Linked DNA regions of Homo sapiens: region 1 is linked to region 2. A link is a loop called in an ENCODE intact Hi-C map of the cell type or tissue named here. Cell type or tissue: Caco-2. All regions are shown on one strand. Links, peaks and the distances in the headings refer to the core of each region. The heading gives the core; the rest is flanking DNA.

Region 1 (13,198 bases), core at 8,637-11,136, 440 kb before region 2:
TTCTCTTATTCAGACCTTGTGTCTTCCGTTTAGTTTCTCAATTCATACAAAACTGCATCCAGGCCATTACCAATCATTCTATATGAGAATTGCTCTTTCTAACAACCCCACAATATCACCCCTTACCACAAAATCTTTCTTCAGTTTAATCTCTCCCACTCTCTAGGTTCCTGTGTCACCCCTAATCCTGCTTGAAGCAGCCCTGAGAAACATCACCCATTATCTCTCCATACCACCCCCAAAAATTTTCGCTGCCCCAACATTTCATCACTATTTTGTTTTGTTTTTCTTATTAATATAAGAAGACAGGAATGTCAGGCCTCTGAGCCCGAGCTAAGCCATCATATCCCCTGTGACCTGCGCTTATACATCCAGATGGCCTGAAGCAACTGAAGAACCACAAAGAAGTGAAAATACCCAGTTCCTGCCTTAACTGATGACATTCCACCATTGTAATTTGTTCCTGCCCCACCCTAACTGATCAGTTGACCTTGTGACATTCCTTCTCCTGGACAATAAATCTCAGGAGCTCCCCACTGAGCACCTTGTGACCCCCGCCTGTACCCGCAAGAGGACAACCCCCTTTAACTGTAATTTTCCACTACCTACACAAATCCTATAAAACCGCCCCATCCCTATCTCCCTTTGCTGACTCTTTTTTCAGACTCAGTCTGCCTGCACCCACATGATTAAAAAGCTTAATTGCTCACACAAAGCCTGTTTGGTGGTCTCTTAACATGAATGCACGTAACACAACCACCTTCAGGGCTCAAGAAATCCTCCTTCTCTGCCTCCTGAGTAGCTGGGACTGCAGGTGCACACCACCACCCCCAGTTAATTTTTGTATTTTTTGTAGAGACGGGGTTTTGCCATGTTGCTCAGGCTGGTCTTGAACTCTTGAGCTCAAGCAATCCACTTGCCTCTAGCACCTAAAGTGTGGAGGGAGAACTACTTCATTCTGAGAATGTGGGAAAAGTGGGGACTTTGTGTCCATGTTACTTCAGGCACAAGTTGCAAGAAGAAGAGGATGGCTCAGGTTTGCCTAGCAATAAAGGACAGTGCTGGAAGACTGGTGGCATTGGTCATAGGAAAGAAGGAACTACCGGACATGTGGACTTGGAAAACACATGACCCAGGGCAGTTCTGTGATGGGACATCTTCCTTGGATGGTCATGGGTCTCCTTTCCAGGGCACTGCGTCTGTAGGGCTGCATCATGCTCACGATTTCTGGAAGCTAGGATCCGATTGACTCATCTTGGGTAGTACACACTTAGAATTCATAGTAGGAAGGGGGTATCTTTCATTTGTGTCCACCACAATGGTCCTTGAAGAAAGCTCTTTTTCCTCCACTTCCCTTATCTCTTCTCTCTTCTCTTCTTTTCTCTTTTCTTTCTTTATCTCTCTCTCAATTTTATTATGAAAATATTCAAATATTACATGGGCAGAAAATAGTATTAATATGTTAAATCTCCATATTCCCATCACTCAGTTTTAACAATTACAAACATATGACCAACACTGTTTCCTCTATGCTCCTCTCCCTTCCCTCTGCCTCTCACCCCACTGGATTATTTTAAAAAGAGTCTAAACATCATATAACTTAATCCACTAGTATTTTAGAGTGTATCCTTAAGAGATAAGGACTCTTTAGAAATAGCTACAAAAGCATTATTGTACCCCAAATTAAAGCATAATTAACATAATATTATATCTAGTCAGTGTTCAAATTTCTCCAGTTTTCTCAAAGATGTGCTTTCTCATTGGTTTGTTCTAACCTGGACATAAACAAGACCAGTGCTCTGCATTGCACTGTTAATGTGCAACAATTCCTTTCCCCCTGTCCCACCTTGGCCCCACCTTTTCCTGTAGAACTTTCTATATTCTGGATTTGGCTGGCTGTCTACCCTTGCTTTCTCACCATCTCACTGTCTCTGCCATAGTCCAGGCCTGGTCAGGCAGGGAGCTTGTGATTCCTCCTGCCCCTTCTCTGAGTCACTTCCCTTTGGTCTATGGACAGAAGGCTTTTTCTGAAAAAGCAAGTCTGATCATGCTGATACCAGTGGATTAGGGGAGGTCCCTAAACACTGGTGAGACGTTGACTGCACCTGGTGTCCAGGCTGTTGACGCTGTCACAAGAAGGAATTCAAGGACGAGTCAGAGAAAAGTGAAAGTAGAGAGATTTATTGCAGAGCAAAATGCACACACTCAAGAAATGGGAGTGTGGTCGGGTGGGGTGGCTCATTCCTGTAATCCTAGCACTTTGGAAGGTGGAGGCAGGCTGATCACCTGAGTCCAGGAGTTCAAGACCAGCCTGGGGAACATGGCAAGACCCTGTCTCTACAAAAAAAAATACAAAATATTAGCCAGGTGTGGTGGTGCACGTCTGTCCTCCCAGCTACTTGGGGGGCTGAGGTTGGAGGATTGCTTGAGCCTGGGAGGCAGAGGTTGCAGCGAGCCAACAAAGTGAGACCCTGTCTCAAAAATAAAATAAAATATGGTGAAACCCCATCTCTACTGAAAATACAAAAAATTAGCTAGGCGTTGTGGTGGGCGCCTGTAGTCCCTGCTGCTCAGGAGGCTGAGGCAGGAGAATGGCCTGAACCCTGGAGGCAGAGCTTGCAGTGAGCTGAGACTGCGCCACTGCACTCCAGCCTGGGTGACAGAACCAGACTCCATCTAAAAAATAAATAAATAAATAATAAATAAATAAATAAATAATAAAGGGAAGTGCAGGCATACTCAAGAGAGAGAGAGTTGCGCCCAGTAGGGTTTGGGGCTTCTACATTATGGGTTTCTTTAACCAAAGGATGGAATATTCATGAAGTTTCCTGAAAAAGGTAAAGATTTCTCAGAGCTGTGGTGCCACCCATTTTTACACCAAACATGAGTGTTCCAGGAAATGGAATGGCCCTGGTGGGTGTGTGATTTGGTATGTTATTGAGCATATAATGAGGTTCCAGGCAAAACCTAGGAGAAACTCAGCACCATATTGGATCCAGTTGCTTTTAACCAGCCTTGGCTCACACCCTGGTTCTCAGGTTCTTATTGACCCCTGGATTATGCAGCTATTTCAACAGTTTCCTTTTTTACTAGTCAAACTGCTGCCTGGAATCTTCCATTCTCCTGTGACCACCCTTATTATTCCTGTCTCAATACTACCATCTTGTTTAACACAGTTAGGGGGTGCCTGTGGCCTGTAGAATAAAAACTACACTTGACAGCTTGACATAGACATTGCAAACAGTAAGCATTCAATAAATGCTGAATTAACACGTGAATGGGGACTGTGGAGTGATAAATAGCTAATGCACTCGGGTACTGTGCTGGGGAGACTCCTTGTTCCCCTTCACCATATGCTTTGCTTCTGCTCCAGTGGAGGGCAGAGCAGAGGGGAGGGCTAGAAGGAGTACCTCCCAATCTTCTTGTCACTCCATACTGCCCACTGCTCCTGATCTCCTGCAGGAGGAATGCATGCACGCAGCCAGACACACACACCCACACTCACACCAGTGTCTGTCTGTCTGTCTATCTATCTATCTATCTATCTATCTATCTATCTATCTATCTATCTATCTATCTATCATCTATGTACCCTATCCATCTATCTACCTATCTATCATCTATCTCAAGTCAGCTGTGCTACTTTAGGCACCTGGACTATACCTTGCTTTATTTCACCTCTGCACATTTGCATAAGAGTTCCTACTCCTATGCTCCACTCAGTAGCTTCTAACTAATCCTTATTCAACTGCAGCAATGCTCTCTAGGATTTTTTCCTCCAGACCCCCATCCTTGGATTGGATAACTCATCCTCATCTGGCTCTCAGAGCCTTATCCCGACACTGTTCACAGTAACATAGGCATTAAAAAGAAATTTTTTTCTTTTTAACCTTGGTAAGGTTTTCCTTTTAATGAAAAGCAGCCCCCAAATCATTTCTTTTCTAGCAAAGAGCAACCTGTAAAATTGGGCTGCAGACATAGATAAGCAATCTGGAAGCTTGCAAGAGTGAATGCCGGCAGCTGTGCCAATAGGAAAAGACTATCTGGGGGCCAGGCATGTTCAACATGGATTCTTCATCTTCCCTTTTCTTTGTCAACCACGTGTACAGTAAGGAACAGACAACATGGCACCAGCCAGGTATAGACCCCGTCTGCGTAATAAAAGATTAGGATGGGATGGCCAGCTTCTTTGTATGCTATGTAAACATCACACCTGGTCTGACCAATCTCTCGGGTCCTAAGTAAATCAGACACCACTTCCTCAAGCTCGTCTATAAAATGCCTTGCATTTCACCACAAAACAGGAAGATCCACTCAGGTGCCCCTCTCTCTGTGCAGGCAAGAGAGCTATTCTTTTTTCTCTTTCTTTTGCCTATTAAACCTCTGCTCTTAAACTCACTTCTTGTGTGCCTGAGTCCTTGATTCCCTTGGCGTGAGACCACAAACCTCAGGTATTCACCCCAGACAATGATGCCACTTCAACAGTACTTTTCAAACTTTGCCTTTTTGCTTGCTTTTCTCTCTAAATAGTGAATTTCATAAGGACAGGGACTCTCTTTCATGGCATGAGTTGGCATCTGGCACATAGCTGGCCCTCCTTCAATGTTTGCTGAATCAATGAATGAATGCTGAATGTTGAGCTGCAGATGGTTAGTGCACAACTGAACTAGAGGGGAAGTAAGAACCCCCTTAGGGGTTTCTTTTGTTTCTGTTTCTGCTTGAAGGAGGACAGAAGCTCTGCCCAGTTTCCTCTCCTTCTCAGAGGACGGCTGGAGGAAACACTTCCCATCCCTCTCTTACCCCTGGCCATCCCTGGCCTCCACAGTAGGAGAGTGGCGGTGGGGTTTATTGGTTGCTCTCCTTTGCATAGGCACAGCTGAGGATGAGGGCCCCGGAAGTAGACTGAGGCGCGTGGTATGAAATCCTACTTGTTTCCTGTGCCTAAGCCACCCCTGCCCATGGGGCTTTGCCAGAACTTCTCATTGGGTTTTGCTTACCTAGCTCTTAACACGTTAATTCCTACTTGCTCTTCCTTGAGTGTAAGCTTCTGTCAGAGTCCAGAAGGAAGGGGTGGGGAATTGGCCTGCTGCCCTCACTCTCTCAGTTTGCTTTGAGCTATGGAGTCTACATCTGACCAGAATTATTGGTAGCAGGTTAATCCACCCTAAAAGGCTTTCAAAAGGAGCTACAGAAGACCAAGCAAATTGAACACAGTGCCATAAAGTTGTGAGGCCCTTTCCATCCATTACTTACAAAATCATGCTGTTGATTTCATACCCATGAGCCCCTGGCTGACTCTGGTCGGCCAGTGCTTCTCTCTCACTGCAGAGAGTGAGCTGGATTGCCCGCTATGTCTAAGTGCACTGTTTGGGGGAGCACATCCTAATCTGAAGAAGAAATAGCCATTATTAGCAAATTATTAAAGTGGCTAACTGTTACCAGAGCTTTTATGTGCCAGGCACTGTGTTAAGCCCTCAACATGCAATTTCTCATTTATCCTCTGAACAAACCTGTAAGGCAGATACTATTATTAGCCCCAATTACAGATTAGAAAGCTGAGGCTTGGAAACAGTAAGCAACTTGCATAGTAATTCAAATCTAGGAAACACTGATGCCAAAGTTCAAATTATATTAATATTTATTATTTATAATATGCCAGACTCACACTGTCTCCTACAGTAGCCATTGGCCACATTTAAATTAAATCATGGAAAACATTCAGTTCCTCAGTCACACTGGCCACATTTCACCCTGGCCTGGTGGCTACCATTTTGGATGATGCAGATACAAAGCATTCCCGTCATTACAAAAAAATTATATTGGATCTCCCTGGTCTAGATAATTTATACCCCAACACAACCCTGTCAGGTTGCTATTAGTAATGAAGCAGCATCATTTGTATGGGGTAATACACAAGGTTCGTTGCCTCATGCCAAGGAAATCAAGGATGCTAACACATGAGCAGTGAGTTTAAGAGCGGAAGTGTAATAGGCAAAAGAGAAAAGGTCTCTCGTGCAGGAGGGGGTTCCGAGTGGATCTCCCAGTTTCACGGTAAAATGCATGGGGTTTTATAGACTAACTTGAGGAGGCGGTGTCTGATTTACACAGGGCCCAAAAGACTGGTTGGACCAGGTATGCCATTTACATAGCACGGGAAGAAGCTGGCCATCTCACCCTAATCTTTTATTATGCAGAAGGGTTCTCTACCTGGCCCGTGCCATGTTGCCTGTTCCTTTACTGTACACTTGGTTGACAAAGAAAAGGGAAGATGGAGAATCCATGTTGAACATGCCTGGCCCCCAGATAGCCTTTTCCTATTGGCACAGCTGCCGGCATTCACCCGTGCAAGCTTCCAGCTTGCTTATCTATGTCTGCAGCTCAATTTTACAGGCTTCTCTTTGTTAGCAAACAAATGATTTTGGGGCTGCTTTTTGTTAAAAGGCAAATCTTACCGAGGACTCTCTGACCCTCACTAACCACCTAAATAATTTCTTTTTAGCTCCTGTATCAGTAACACCCCAAATTACTACTGGAAATCCTTTTAGATCCTGAGAGCCAGAGACGTTAAGTCACTTGCCCAAGCTCCCACAGCCCCAAGGCTGGAACTCGAGTCAGTCTGACTTTCAAGTCCCTGCCCTCTTCTCTGCTGGGCTCTGCTTTTTGGCACAGGAAGATTGAGTTAGCCAATCAACAGAGTCCTTATTTGATTATATGTCAGGAAACCATTAGGATTCTCCTAAAAAGGATTTTTGAATAGTCTTTGGTAATGGCAGTAAACCTAAGTAGAGGAATTTTAAAGTGAACATAGACAATATTGAAATTCTCCCATTAGTTTCTTATTTTTAATCTTAATTACATTTTATTATATTCAGCGGTATGCAGTTTCAAAAGGAGGAATTGTCTTGACTCAAAACCAAAAAGATTAAGTTATCAGATATCTGCTCTTCAGTAAATAGTAGGAGGTGTTTGTGTGTGTGTACATGTGTTTAAACCATATGCCAGGATGTATAAGAGTTGACAATTTAAATCTAAATTCTAATTCTCTGCAGAATTATCATTGCCTGATCAGGGCTGGCATGAGTTCCCAGTTCTTCAGGAATAATGCTTTCATGGAAAGAGTTAAGAAGGATGGCTCACTGCAGGGATAAGGAAATGGGGGGAGAAGAATCCTTTAGCCACATAAGCAAAATCTATATTTATTTGAGAAACATCTCAGACAGGCCCTTTTCTATACAAGAGACTTCTTCTCTATTGAATTTGAAGTTGCCAAGCTCAGCATGGGCGCCAGACATCCCACTTCTGTTTACTTTTCACTTGGAAAGGAAGGGTGAAAACATAACCCAAAACCAAAAATGAAAGTGAAATACTTGGAGCCTCAAATACAGATCTTTGGTATTGCCAATGAAGTCTAGATTCACATGCTTTAAAAAAACCAGCTTGGGGAATGTTCTGTTATGAAAGTTGAGACTCTTCCTGGTGCACATGCCACCCCAGGCCAGGCAAAGTCTTGCTCAGACAACAGCCCTTGCTGTCAGTCCAACAGGCTTTAGGCAGTATTTCTCAGACTTGGCTACACTTAGAATCACCTGGGGAGCTTCTACAGTGGGGAACCACAGGGCAGCAATGCAGGCAGATCGAATCAGAACTATTTGAGGTTGGATTTAACCTCACTATTTGTAAAACTCCCTGAGTGACTCCAATATGTTGGCTTTTGTGAATTTATTAGCACACAGGTGCTGATCGTGAAGGGAGTCACGAGTGCTCCTACTTTCCCTACTCAAAGGCTCATCGCTGGCGTGCCACTGGGAAGCACCATCAAAACATGCCGCTGTTGGAGCCCACTCCAGACCCACGACATCAGAGTCTCTGGGGCTTAGGGCAGGCAATGCTCTTCATTTATAAAGCAAAGGGGTTGGGCTCACTGGTCCTCAACAACCTTTTTGTTTTCAAACCATAGGATTCCATAAGAGGGTTTGATGTAAACGAGGTGATAATGTAACTGAGTATTCCCTTTTTTCTAAGTAAAAGGGAATAAGTTACAATTATTTTTTAAATTATTTTCTCTTTTCTCCTTTCCTCTTGTACCCCACTTTCTACTTAGCCCTTTAGAAATGCAAATCTCACCTTTTACTTCCCCTTCACCAGACATTCTTTACAGGGCAAGTTCATCTAACTATATGCTCCAAGACAGAACTTTCTAGAGAGTTAACAGCTGATTTACAGACCAAAGCATGATCTCCATGGAACTCTCACCCTTCAGGGGGTTGCCATGGAACTCACCCTCCAGAAAGGCAGGTTGAAGGCATGCCCACTATCCACTCCCACCTAGAGAGTTTTAGGCCACTTTTTCAACTTATTTCTGCCTATGAAAGTGCCAATTCAACTGCCTGGATAGATCAGGCACCATGCCAGTGTGCAGACCCCCTGCCCTTGCTCACTTCCTCCCCTGCCTTTTCAAAGTGCCTGCTTTCTGCTCCAAAAGCAAAGCAGTGCATTTACTATTTATTTATTTATTTATTTATTTATTTATTTATTTATTTTGAGACAGAGTCTCACTCTGTCACCCAGGCTGGAGTGCAGTGGCTAGATGTCAGCTCACTGCAACTTCCACCTCCCAGGTTCAAGCGATTCTCCTGCCTCAGCCTCCCGAGTAGCTGGGATTACAAGCACCCGCCACCACGTCTGGCTAATTTTTTGTATTTTTAGTAGAGGCAGGGGTTTCACTATATTGGCCAGGCCGGTCTTGAACTCCTGACCTTAAGTGATCTGCCCTCCTCGGTCTCCCAAAGTGCTGGGATTACAGGTGTGAGCCACCACGCCTGGCGAAGCAGTGCATTTAGAGGCAGGAGGCTGCACCTCTTCCCTGAAGGAGGTTTGGAATAAATCATTTTCTTTATATCTGACCTCGCTCTTGTTAATTGGATTCTGCAAGCAATGAGTGACTAATCTGCGGTTCAGTTACAATAACAATAATAGAGAAAGGAGAGTGCGAATGATAAAGAAATTTACCATGGTGTATATGTGCCACATTTTCTTAATCCAGTCTATCATTGTTGGACATTTGGGTTGGTTCCAAGTCTTTGCTATGTTCATGTCCTTTGTAGGGACATGGATGAAATTGGAAACCATCATTCTCAGTAAACTATCGCAAGAACAAAAAACCAAACACCGCATATTCTCACTCATAGGTGGGAATTGAACAATGAGATCACATGGACATAGGAAGGGGAATATCACACTTTGGGGACTGTGGTGGGGTGGGGGGAGGGGGGAGGGATAGCATTGGGAGATATACCTAATGCTAGATGACGAGTTAGTGGGTGCAGCGCACCAGCATGGCACATGTATACATATGTAACTAACCTGCACAATGTGCACATGTACCCTAAAACTTAAAGTATAATAAAAAAAATAGAAGTAAAAAAAAAAAAAAAAAGAAATTTACCAACATCAAATCACATTTGATTATTTCAAACACTTGGTACCCACAATCATCAGATATACAGGATTATAGAGAGAAACAAGGGAGGAGCTTGAAGCATTTTATGCAATATGAAAAATGCTTAGTCACAAAACATTTTCTGATCTTGTTGCAAGCTCATGAGAGCAGCACACTGCAGAGATTGGTCTGGGTGTTGGAACCTTCATTCCACGACAGGCATCAACCTGTACCCCGAATGGAGACTCCTCTCGGTTTTCAGAAATGATGAATGTGAGCTGTGCACTACCTACCCTGAGCCGCTGTGGAAATACCTCTTTTTCACAACTGGGATGGTGCCGGCAGAGACAAACATTAAAGAGCTGAATGTGAAAAGCCTCCTCGTGTGTCTTCTCCATGGCCAAGTCTGGAAGTTGAACACCCTTGCTGGTTTGCCAATGTGGCCTCGCGGGGGCAGTATGACCCAAGGCTTGCCATGGCTTCCTAGCTTGTAAAAGATTCACACTCTTCCATGAATGCTTTAAAAAAACTAGTGACCACCCAGAGAAACAAAAATAAGTCCCCAAAACATGACAGAATCACAATGACACAAAACGGATTATCAAACCACGTAGTAACAATAAGGAGGCAAATAGAAGTCAGTCTTGTAAAATTGCTTATAGAAAATTAGGAAGGAAATATATATTATATGCATGCATATTAATATAAAGATATATGTCATATGACAATATATATTAATTATATAAAAATATGTATTTGTATACAGAATCTTAAATATTAAGGGTTGACTCTGTTTTGGAAAAATACAAGCAACTTTTACAGTGAATTTTATTTCAAAGTATAGGAGCTATCGAAATGTTTTCACGTTTTTGCCTCTTCTGTTCAGCCTTATCCCCGAGGGTTGTGGAAAATCTCCACGTACTCTGACAATAAGTAAGTGGATGTGTTAACAAGCTACAAGGAACTGCAGTTAGAAAGTTCATGATTTGTTGGCCGGGCACAGTGGCTCATGCCTGTAATCCCAGCACTTCGGTGGGAGGCCGAGGCGGGCAGATCACGAGGTCAGGAGATCGAGAGCATCCTGGCTAATACGGTGAAACCCTGTCTCTACTAAAAATACAAAAAATTACCCAGGCGTGGTGGTGCATGCCTGTAGTCCCAGCTACTCAGGAGGCTGAGGCAGGAGAATTGCTTGAACCCGGGAGGCAGTGGTTGCAGTGAGCCGAGATCGCACCATTGCACTCCAGCCTGGGCAACAGAGCGAGACTCCATCTCAAAAAAAAAAAGGAAAGTTCATGATTTGTTTTCTGGTTCACATTTCTGCTTCTAGCCCCCAGGGTAGTTGGTGGTAATTCTTATGTTTTCATTATAAGTGTTAACACTTGAGCAGTTATGTTTGCATTTGGAGCTCTATCTCTCCCCGTGATAGAAAATAAATGATTTGTAAATTTAATCATAACAGTTGAAATGCCATTGCATCTTAATTTATTCAGAGCGATTTAAACTAAGAACCCCTGGAGTACAAAATGTAAACAGAATCCCAGTTTATGAATTTTCACATTACTCTTCCTAAGGACAGTCACCTCTACTTTGACTTTATCCATGGCATGCAATCTCCTCTTTGATAGAGACCTCTGGGTGGAGACAGAAGGTACGTTCACCCCAGAGTTGGTGAATAAAGTCAGATCCTGAAGGTCGTGAGTTGAAACTCCAAGGAGTAAAGGCATGGGCCTGGGGAGGTAATGGGGACGGGCTCTGGAAAGGCTGGCAACACTGCAAATAGCTTTTCTTCGTGCTAACGTTGGAAGACATTTAATAAGATGGAAAAGGAAAAACGAGCAATTGACATGACTGCATGTATGTCAGCCACAAAAGCTGATACCTTCAAACCTCCCTGCCGCACTGCCTTCCTCCTATGGGATGGATCTCCCTTCTCCATGGCCCCTTCCTTCTACCCTAACCCCAGCCCCCTCCTGCCCTTCCTTGGTTCATTCTACCTTTTACCCTAACAGATGAAAGGCAATCCTTCAAGTCTTGGTAGGGACAAGCTGCCCTTCTAGTCAGATCAAGCTGTTCTGTCTTCTGCTCATTTCATGCACCTCCAAATAGGACCACGGGCAGCTTTTGCATCTGCTGCCCATGACCTGTGCTGGGAGATGAGTGTGCAGTGACTGAAAACCAGCATGTTCAAAATGTGAACGTGACCCAGACGGGTCCCCTCCACCTGTAGCACCTGTCCTCTCTCAGGGTAAGAGACTCGTGCACATAAATCCAAATGTACATGATTGTCATGACTGCAATTAGAGCCAAGTTTTGGGGAGGGATTTTAAATGAAAGAAAAGCATCCTCATTCTCACATATGATGTGCCTACAACTCAGGGCTGCGGGTAAGTGACCAGGCCATGACGTTGCATATCTTCTTCATTTTCAAACATAGACAACTAACTTATGGCACCAATTCTCTTTTTTAAAACATGGCAATTCTTTTGAGTAGTGGAATTAAAATTTGAATTTTAAAAGTTTTCAAGTCAATTGCTCAGCAACCAGCAACCTTACTCTTAGAGGTACCATCTCTAAATACAAACTATTCTGGCAATTTGTCTCAGGAAAAGGGTCAATTTTAAAAATTATTTAAAAGAAAATACAAAAATACAATTATCTCTCTCTTTGTATACATCACACACACATGCACACACACTAAGGAAGAAAACAGCTGCTTATAAAATGCTCTGGCAGTTTTATGTGCTATTCTCTAAATGTACACTTGACTGAAAGAGCAAGAATATAATGAATTATTTTAGAAGGTGTTTTTTATTAGATGCATATTTTCTTTCAAGCAATTTGTAACTTTCACATACATAAGAATATGCAAATACTAAGATGTCAGAATGTCTTTGACTTGGCCCAGAGGGTAGGGTCCTATGCTACTGTTGCACTCTCCACAACTTAAGAGCAAAAGGAAAGACATTTCCCTTCGTTGCTTCCTGCTGACAGCCACAATGCTCACCGTTCATATTCAGAGGCTGAGAAAGTCAGTAGCACCTCTTATTATTCTGACACCTTCATTCCCTGAGTAGTTCTCACCACTTACTATTCCCTCACCTTACCTGTACTATGATGGTTTTAGCCATCCCCCAAATTCAAAACAGTCTCAAGTATGTGCACAATCATATGAGACAGAACAGAAAAAAACCTCTCTCTCTCCCTTTGAAATGAATATACCCAAACACTAAGGGGTATATTCATTTCAAAGGGAGGGAGAGACGATTTTTTCTGTTGCTTCTGGTTTGTCTGGAGAAGGCATCTGGAATAAGTACCTAAGGCGCCCCCCCCACCCCCATTCAGTCTGAAATACGGAGGCTGGTAAATTGTACTTTTGTGGGTTTTAAGGCTCAAGGCAGCTTATTTCCAAATGAATATGTCCCTTCCCCCCTTTGCCTATTGACGGTTAAATGCAGAAAATGATACCTACACTTGTGTGCACTGGGCAGGCAGCATCTTAGTTTTTCAGGCTTCCCTCACCTCTATGGGACCCCTTTGCTCAATGCTTTGCTCAGTGCTATCCCTGAATGAGTAACTAAGAGTTTGATGCTTATTGAATGTGTAGTATGTGCTAAATGCTGCCTGTGGTTGCCTCATAGAATCCTCCCAACAACCCATGAAATGACTACTAGGTAATCAATCCTCACCTAGATCTCATGTGTGAGCTGAAGTATGTTCCTAGACCTCATACCTCGTGTATTCATAAATCTAGTCTCC
Region 2 (2,500 bases), core at 1-2,500:
ACAAATGACTCACCAGCAGAGATGCTTTGCCAGTTTGTTCCAGAGATGAGCTTGCTCATGAAGCAAGGTCTGCCTCTACTTCTGTGATGTGGTTCATGTTTCCGCTGAACATTTTTTAAGAGCCCTCAGCTGGTTACTATAAGAGACCCACCCCCTACTCCCGTCCTTCAGATCAGAATCCATATGACCAACCCGCCCCTGTGTAACGCGTGGGTCAGAGATGGATGGGTGACTGATACCCCACACTCCCTTCATTCTGCTTTGGGGCTGATTCTTCTGTCAGGGCCTGACGAGCTTTATTCGTAAACTAAAGGGGAACAATAAGGAGGTTTGGCTCTGGCCATCCACCGAAGATGGTGGCATTTGTACCTTAAAATTACTTAATTCACTAGTCAGACATCTTTTTGGAACAGTTAGGGTCTGGGCCAATGCTGAGTCCATGGTATGGGCTGGGTTCTGCGTGCATATGCAGCTCCAGCATATGTGATAGCTGTTAAGCCCCATAGCAGCCCTGCAGTGGATATTATCCTGCCTTTATAGATGAGAACACTGAGGACCATAGCCAAAATAACAAGCCCTGGTGCACACAGCTAGAAACTGGAAAATCGAAGATACACACTCAGGTATCTGTCATTACCAGACCAATCAACAGCATGATGATGGGTCTGCCAGAGGGCCTGGTGCAGCCCCACCTCCTAAGCCCACACCACTCAGGCACTCAGCAGGCAGTGCCCACCCACCCTGCGTAGGCTGGCTGGAATCATCTGGTTTCCTTGGGCTGCCCTCTGTACTCCTGGAATTCCCCAGATGTTGACTACTTTGATCTCAGTACAGTTCTAGTTGTCAGTCTCCATGATCTAACATTACTGACCCTTCTGGGAAATAACGCTGGAAGGCAGGAATTGGAGGCATGTCAGCCTGGGTCACATGCCCCAGTGCCTTGTAGTGGAGAGGGTACTAGGGAGAGGCATGGACTCGATGTCTGCTTTCCCAGAAGCAGCTGCCTTCTTGTGGAGGTGCCTGGCCTGCCTTCTCTGGCTCTGCACTCCCATTCAGGCTGCTTCTCTCCAATGCTGTTGCTCTCTCCCACCTGCTAGGCAAACCTTCTCATGTGGCTCTTCCTAAGGGCAAATGTCAAGCATTGGGAGCAGGGACCAGGAGCAGCCTCAGGATCCAGAGACTAACACTCATTTCTACCGCAAGCCTGGCCCTATGCTGGATGCTTCTATGTACAGCCATCTAATCCTAGTCACGTACAGATAGGCAAACAGAAGATTAGAGAGATTAGCCCACTTGCCCAAGAACACACATCCCTGGCAGTCACCCAGGACTGTCAGGCTGCAAAGCCAGTGCTTCCTGCCCTGCTCTGAGTATGGAGCTGTGCCAGGGGGCCCTGATAAAAGATCTGAAGACCTCTAGTAGGTTTGCAGGCCTTTTTGAATGAATTCGTTCAGACTGTCCTTTCTACCAAACTGGTACAAATGAGTGAGGTGTTCCTTATGGGCATGAACCATGAGGCCGCATAGACTACATACCGATGGACAGATGGATGTAGGGAATGGTGGACAAATGAATAAAGGAACAGACTGAGCCAAATATGCACCTGTCTTCCTGAAAGAGAACTTTCAAGGCAGGGTGGCAATTTAATGTAACCCTGCCTGACATTTAGGAATCTTTAAGCTTTGAGAGCTGAGTTTTACCCAGGGACAACCAACCATGCCATTCAAGACAGGTCCATAGGGCAGTGTTAGAATGGCCTGAGCCTTGTCAAGCACCCTTGGCCATGCTTTTCTCAGCAAGCCTTTCTACTCCATGGGGAAAAACAAGCCAGCACCTGGGGCCCTCCATGACTGTGTGTACATGTCAATATGGGGATATGTGTATTTGAGAAAGCATGGCTTGTTTATCGTGGCCATTCTTTAATAGAAACTTCTCTATAGTACAAAAGACTTTCACCTAAATTTGAGGAGCTGAGCCACTTGCAGGTTTGGGGCTAAAATTTTATTTTAATCACTTTACAAAATGCCGTTTACTATCTGCCAATTTATAGTGTTAATTGTTTTAAGGGCATTACTTTTATTTGAAACAAAACTTTGAACTTCCTAAGGGTGGGAACCCAATCATATATGTCTTAGATTTCCCCAGAAATACCTAAACATTTTCTAAATAAAATTGAGGGAAGAGTAAAAAGGAAGTGGCAGACATACCTGCTGCAGATTTATCTTGGAAGTCAGACTGTTGGCCTGCTCTCCTTACCTGAAGACCTGGCAGAGCTGTTATCAGTTCCAGGATTCAGGGATGAGACATTTACAGTTGTTGGCAAGGCATTGGTGGATGATGGGCTGTGATCCACAGAAAAGTAGCCTAACCAGCCAGGCGTGGCAGTGGGCACTTATAGTCCCAGTACTCAAGAGGCTAAGATGAGAGGATCATTGAAGCCAGGAGTTTGAGGCCAGCCTGGGCAACATAGCCGGCAGACCTGTACCCCTGCAAGTCACCA

Evidence for each region. A loop is a pair of places that touch in the nucleus more often than their neighbours do. Peaks named below come from ENCODE experiments on the same cell type or tissue, not always from the same donor. Only the 100,000 strongest peaks of a DNase experiment are listed, where the experiment ranks them.
Region 1: a loop joins it to region 2, with 22 times the contacts of the local background. A loop is called at or near these places in 42 of 110 quality-filtered maps.

Annotation. Positions count from the first base shown.
Region 1 is chr3:46,375,240-46,388,437 of GRCh38, reverse strand. The region is part of intron 2 of CCR5AS (CCR5 antisense RNA); the gene reads left to right. It overlaps CCR5 (C-C motif chemokine receptor 5), which reads right to left. Exons shown (of 2, transcript NM_001394783.1): 2 at 12,232-13,198. Among named protein-coding and RNA genes, the nearest start is that of CCR5, 11 kb to the right of the region's middle. RefSeq lists an enhancer at 7,710-8,211 and a silencer at 9,823-9,932. In Caco-2, for the core only: a CTCF peak has its summit at 9,884 (motif pointing right); a DNase peak (open chromatin) is centred at 9,877.
Region 2 is chr3:45,941,054-45,943,553 of GRCh38, reverse strand. The region is part of intron 14 of FYCO1 (FYVE and coiled-coil domain autophagy adaptor 1); the gene reads left to right. It overlaps CXCR6 (C-X-C motif chemokine receptor 6), which reads right to left and starts at 90. Exons shown (of 2, transcript NM_006564.2): 1 at 14-90. In Caco-2, for the core only: no CTCF peak of the experiment used is centred there; no DNase peak of the experiment used is centred there.